Regions from separate parts of the Homo sapiens genome. Here region 1 is linked to region 2. A link is an interaction called in ENCODE POLR2A ChIA-PET data of the cell type or tissue named here. Cell type or tissue: MCF 10A. All regions are shown on one strand. Links, peaks and the distances in the headings refer to the core of each region. The heading gives the core; the rest is flanking DNA.

Evidence for each region. ChIA-PET counts read pairs that join two places held together with the same protein. Peaks named below come from ENCODE experiments on the same cell type or tissue, not always from the same donor. Only the 100,000 strongest peaks of a DNase experiment are listed, where the experiment ranks them.
Region 1: POLR2A ChIA-PET joins it to region 2 with 5 read pairs; 23 of 35 experiments call an interaction of 5 or more read pairs at or near these places.

The regions. Positions count from the first base shown.
Region 1 is chr6:26,054,146-26,057,059 of GRCh38, reverse strand. H1-2 (H1.2 linker histone, cluster member) reads left to right here and starts at 590. Exons shown (of 1, transcript NM_005319.4): 1 at 590-1,320. The coding sequence starts at 632. The coding sequence ends at 1,273. RefSeq lists enhancers at 538-937, 1,028-1,077, 1,488-2,109, 2,730-2,914 and a silencer at 1,568-1,637. In MCF 10A, for the core only: no CTCF peak of the experiment used is centred there; DNase peaks (open chromatin) are centred at 589, 1,609 and 1,959.
Region 2 is chr6:26,002,151-26,005,064 of GRCh38, reverse strand. No RefSeq gene overlaps it. Among named protein-coding and RNA genes, the nearest start is that of LINC02980, 11 kb to the right of the region's middle. In MCF 10A, for the core only: a CTCF peak has its summit at 1,805 (motif pointing right); a DNase peak (open chromatin) is centred at 1,774.

The DNA.
Region 1 (2,914 bases), core at 303-2,802, 52 kb before region 2:
CTAGCAAGGCTCATGAACCCCCTCCCATCCCGCCCTAATTGCTTTGGACTGGCCGTGGAATCCTTGTCCCAGTCCACAGTTCCTGTGCGACTGCACGAAGAATTCACAGAGGACCTGTGTTACTTCCCTTGTGAAGAAACAGAATTATCATGAAAATTTAGGTGGAAACCATTTCGCTTTTTTCTTCAAAAATAAGGGAAGCATGTGCCCAACCACCCCTGGGAAAAAGAACCTTCAGGGGCAAAGGAGCGAACAGGTAATTTATAAGAAAAACAGAAAGTGGTCTCTGACTGCCCCAGACTTCCTTCGGAGTTGGGGGAATTGGGGACGCCTGGACGCGTTGTTTTTGTGTTTGTGGAAAAAATAAATGAAGAGCATGAAGCCCGAGGCTTCTGAGATCCTTTCCTGACCAAACCCAAGTGATTTGGTGCGGGGAATTTTAATATTTTTCCCCTTTTGTGAGGTGGAACAAACACAACTTGGGAGCAGCGCAGCGGCTCAGAGCCTGCCAGCCAGGCGGGCGACCAGAGCACCAATCAGAGCGCGCCTGCGCTCTATATATACAGCGGCCCTGCCCAGGCGCTGCTTCATCGGCGCTTTGCCACTTGTACCCGAGTTTTTGATTCTCAACATGTCCGAGACTGCTCCTGCCGCTCCCGCTGCCGCGCCTCCTGCGGAGAAGGCCCCTGTAAAGAAGAAGGCGGCCAAAAAGGCTGGGGGTACGCCTCGTAAGGCGTCTGGTCCCCCGGTGTCAGAGCTCATCACCAAGGCTGTGGCCGCCTCTAAAGAGCGTAGCGGAGTTTCTCTGGCTGCTCTGAAAAAAGCGTTGGCTGCCGCCGGCTATGATGTGGAGAAAAACAACAGCCGTATCAAACTTGGTCTCAAGAGCCTGGTGAGCAAGGGCACTCTGGTGCAAACGAAAGGCACCGGTGCTTCTGGCTCCTTTAAACTCAACAAGAAGGCAGCCTCCGGGGAAGCCAAGCCCAAGGTTAAAAAGGCGGGCGGAACCAAACCTAAGAAGCCAGTTGGGGCAGCCAAGAAGCCCAAGAAGGCGGCTGGCGGCGCAACTCCGAAGAAGAGCGCTAAGAAAACACCGAAGAAAGCGAAGAAGCCGGCCGCGGCCACTGTAACCAAGAAAGTGGCTAAGAGCCCAAAGAAGGCCAAGGTTGCGAAGCCCAAGAAAGCTGCCAAAAGTGCTGCTAAGGCTGTGAAGCCCAAGGCCGCTAAGCCCAAGGTTGTCAAGCCTAAGAAGGCGGCGCCCAAGAAGAAATAGGCGAACGCCTACTTCTAAAACCCAAAAGGCTCTTTTCAGAGCCACCACTGATCTCAATAAAAGAGCTGGATAATTTCTTTACTATCTGCCTTTTCTTGTTCTGCCCTGTTACTTAAGGTTAGTCGTATGGGAGTTACTGAGGTATCAGACGAATTGGGTGACGGGGTTGGAGAGTGGCCGTGGTGAGGTTACAGCATTTAAACCTTTATTGCGGCTTCTAGGTCCCTGACCGGAGGCTTTTCTCGCTGGCGGATGGTTTTGGGATGGCAGTCCCGCCCCAGGCCTGTGAACGGCAGAAAAGACCGCAAAACAAGAGCCAGTTTCTTAGTCTAAAGGGATGTCCGGATTGGACTAAAAAATTTTCAAAAGTCCCGCCCTGCTCCCGGGTTGGTCCGTTCTTCTAGTACATGACTTTCATTCTGTATTTAATTGGATGGTGGAAGACGTTGCTTATTCTGTGTTTTTTGCTTTACTGTGACTTAAAAGTTTTGCCTCTTTTCTCTTTATATTAATGTCTGGGATTTCGGACGCTTTCCATGTTGTTGGTAGTCAAGTTGATGTCTCCTGGAGGTAGTGGCAACATCCAGCCCTGGGAGGAGAGTGCGTGCAGGTACCTTTGTCCTACATTCCTCTGCTGTTAATTTCTCATTCCTGTGGCAACGAAGGAATGCATTTAAAAAACAGCCACAACAGCGGCAATAGCCCTTCCTCCACCCAAGGCAATCGTGGACCTAGGGAGTTTTTTGTGCCACATAACATGTAGCCTTCCGCTAAACTGACAGGTTTGAGCGTATCGATTTTGAGCGTATCGAAAGCACAACTTTTAGCCAGCCATTTTGTCCTCGCATGACTACGGTTGCTTATCCTGTTTAGACAGACAGCAACATTTAAAAATCGAAGTTCCTTTAAACGTATTTTGTTTGGCAGTCCAAATGTTTCTATGCAGAAAACAGTATTTGTACTATTAACTATGAAGAGTGTATGGATAAATGGGAGACATTTCTAATAAAGGCCTTCGTTAATGGTTCCCTCTGTTTGACATCCATGGTGCTTCTGAATACAGAAAGCCTAGCGTCTTATATTCGCTTCTTTTAAAATCTGGTGGGCACATTTTGGTGAGACCTAAATTATGGGGACTGGGGCTTCTGGAGATAAGCTGCTCAATTATTCTACCATCTCCACAATGATTAATATAGTGAGTTGATTTGTTAGTGATAGTGACCACGGATTCATCCCAAGAAAGAGAAAGGGGAGGGAGGCAAGCAGAGAGACAGGAAGACAGAGGCAGGGAAGAAGGAGAAAACATTCTCCCATGGTTTAAGTAATTTTGTGTTGTTAATTTTACATTACAACACGGTTTAACATGGTGAACCCTCTATTTTGGTGTAAGGTTTAACATATGGACATATTTTTCCCAAGACCATTTATGAACTTTCATTTCTGCTTCCCCCTTCTTCCTCCCGTGCCACCCTCCACGCTCCTATCAATTTTGGCTGTTTTGTCATAGGCTAATACGCTATAATTTCATGGACAGTTGGACTGTCTTAGGTTTCTCAGGTTTCTATTTTGTTCCTTTAGTCATTCCCACAATTCTTAAGGTAGAATTGTATTGTTTTAAACATTGTGTTGTGTGCTATCCTC
Region 2 (2,914 bases), core at 293-2,792:
CTCTTCAATATCTACACTTAAGCCTAACACAAAGTGTGTGCTTAATAAGTATTTGCTGAGTATGTAAAGTGGAAACAGAACCAATCTGGCAAACTTTGTAGGACTGGTGGGCAATGAAGATCAGTCAGGTAAAATCTGTGGATATAAATTTATATTGATCAAAAAATTCAAGGTTAGGTGTTTTTCTTCAGTCATGCTCAACGATGCTTCAGCCATGCTCAACTCTTCTGTAGCCACAGAAAAAAGTTTACCCATAATCGAGCTGTGTCTGTGTCTGAATAATGAAAAGACCATGATGCAAGGGAGTTGGAGACACAGAAACAGTGTTTGAAGTAATGGGTAATGGAAGCATGCTACCAGGGAAAGGAAAGAAGTGGCAATAGGAAGGAACAGAGATCTGTGGTCCTATGTCCCCTGAGCATATTCACATGTTAAAGCTAATTCAGTTTTCAATCATCATTAAAATTTTGTTCCTAAATATATGGCCATTATTTTCCACAACCACACTAAAACTTTATTACCTCTGGCAAGTGACTATGCAAGTAACTAAGAGCAAAAATATCCACAACTACCATTTGAGCTATCAATTTAGGGAAAGTCATCTGGCTATAATCTAAGTGACCCTCCACTGAATGTCAGTATCTTTGCATATGTGATTTAAATCTGGGCCTTCGCAACACCATGAACTGTTCTTGTCTTGAATATCCAGATTGAAGGAAATAATCTGAGTAGTTACGAGTCCTGAAGCTAGAAAGATGGAAACCCCATTTGCTCATCAGAAAGCCTTAGAGCTTGGGCGCTGGCGGGTCCTGTCTCACCGGGACAGAGGGGCTCTTTCCTCCCCATCTGATAGTCTGATAACTAGAGAAGCCGGCCAACTTATTCTCCAAGAAGGAGCCATCTTAGTTCCTCCTGAAATGTTCATATTTAGAAATTATTGTTTGTCAGTAATTTAACCCCTTAATGGGCTTGCCTTGTGGTCCATACCACTGAGTGCAGAGCTTGCCTGGAAGAATTGTGAGGGCCATTCCATCTTCCAGGCAGTAGAGTTCAGTACTTCTTTAAAATTGCTGCTGAACTCTGTATTTGAAAAGAAAGAATCATTTGGGTGTGGTAGCTCACACCTGTAATCCTAGCGCTTTGGGAGGCTGAGGTGGGAGGATCATTTGATGCCAGGAGGACCACTTGAGACCACCCTGGGTAACATAGCAAGACCCTGTCTTTAGAAAAAAAAAATACAATAAAATAAATACAATAAAAATAAAAGCAAAAAGAAAGAGTCCATCTTAGGGACAGACTGTAACTACTCACTGGAGCTTACCTTTACATAGTTCAGGATCAATTATAATAAAACACTTTTGTGCAGATTCAATAGGATTATTTTAATCCCCATCATCTCTCTGAGTTTCCAGTCAGTTTCTCTGCATGTAGACACCCTTCTCCAGCCCACCATTGTCTCTCCTCCTATAGCTCCACCAACAAATCAGAACTTTTTCTAACTGCACCTAGTGCACCTAGAGTCTACTCCAGAATGCTCATGGAGAAAGTTTCTGAAAGGTAAAACTCTGAATGATATTTGTAGCTAAAGGGAGACTTGCTAGAGACAATAAGCTAATAGTTGTAGACTTCAGTAGAAGAGGAATGACACTGCAATGTCAGGGTGCAGGACTTCAAGAGGGCAGAGTATGGAAACCCAATGGGAAAAATGCTCACCAGGAACATGAAGAGAAGGAATTACGTGTAAGGATTTCTCAATGTGTTCCCAAATTTGCCCAGCAGAGGGAGGCCTCGGGTTGATGGCAGGCTGACCACACAATTAAAGAAGGCTGAACCTGGGGGCTTTTAACAACCATCGTGGGCTCTACTGTAAGCATTTAGAAAAAGAAAGTTATCCATTCAAAAATATATATATTTTTAAACTTCAGAACAAAATTATGAAGAGCTATATTTACTTTTCTACATTCTAATTTTTATAAATCTGAGTATATTTTGCATATATTGTTATAGTACATATTCAATTTTGTATTTTGCTGTTTTCACTTAACCATTTTTACTAGATTACTCTGTGTTCATAATAATCACTTTTTTAAAACTTTTATTTTTATTTATTTATTTTTTTTTTGAGTCAGAGTCACACTCTGTCGCCCAGGCTGGAGTGCAGTGGCGTGATCTTGGCTTACTGCAACTTCCACCTCCTGGATTCAAGCAGTTCTCCTGCCTTAGCCTCCTGAGCAGCTGGGATTACAGGTGTGCACCACCAAGCCCGGCTAATTTTTGTATTTTTAGTAAAGACGGGGTTTCACCATGTTGGTCAGGCTGGTCTCCAACTCCTGACCTCATGATCTGCCCACCTTGGCCTCCCAAAGTGCTGGGATAATCACTTTTTATGCTGCATAATTCTTCAGATTTGTCAGTACGACTGTATTTACACTCATTTGTTTTATTAGAAAGAATTCCAGAATATTTTGGCTGCCCTAATTAATTTTACAATTAATATGATTTTGAAATTGGGTATTGGCTCCTTCTGAATTGGTTTATTAAAATATATTCTAATGTAATTTATGACATTTTCATCATATTAGCATATTTATTCTGTTAGAATTTCATAATTTATAAAGCTACAAACTGTATGTGATATAGCTTGTAACTTTATCTCATAACTTTATGCAGTTACAAGTAGAAATAAAATGTTCCCCTCAAGATTGCTTAAAATTTTATTATAAACAAGTGTAAAAAACAAAATCACTAAAACACTCCCTCTTTTTTCCCCCAAAATGCATGTTTCCATTTTAACAGAACCCGTATTTAATCAGCAGATTTCTATGGTGGCTAGATTTGTAGACTAAATATTAAAAGTCCCAAAGCAAATGCATTTTTCTCTTAAATTTTACTGACTTTTTTTTTTTTTCTTTTT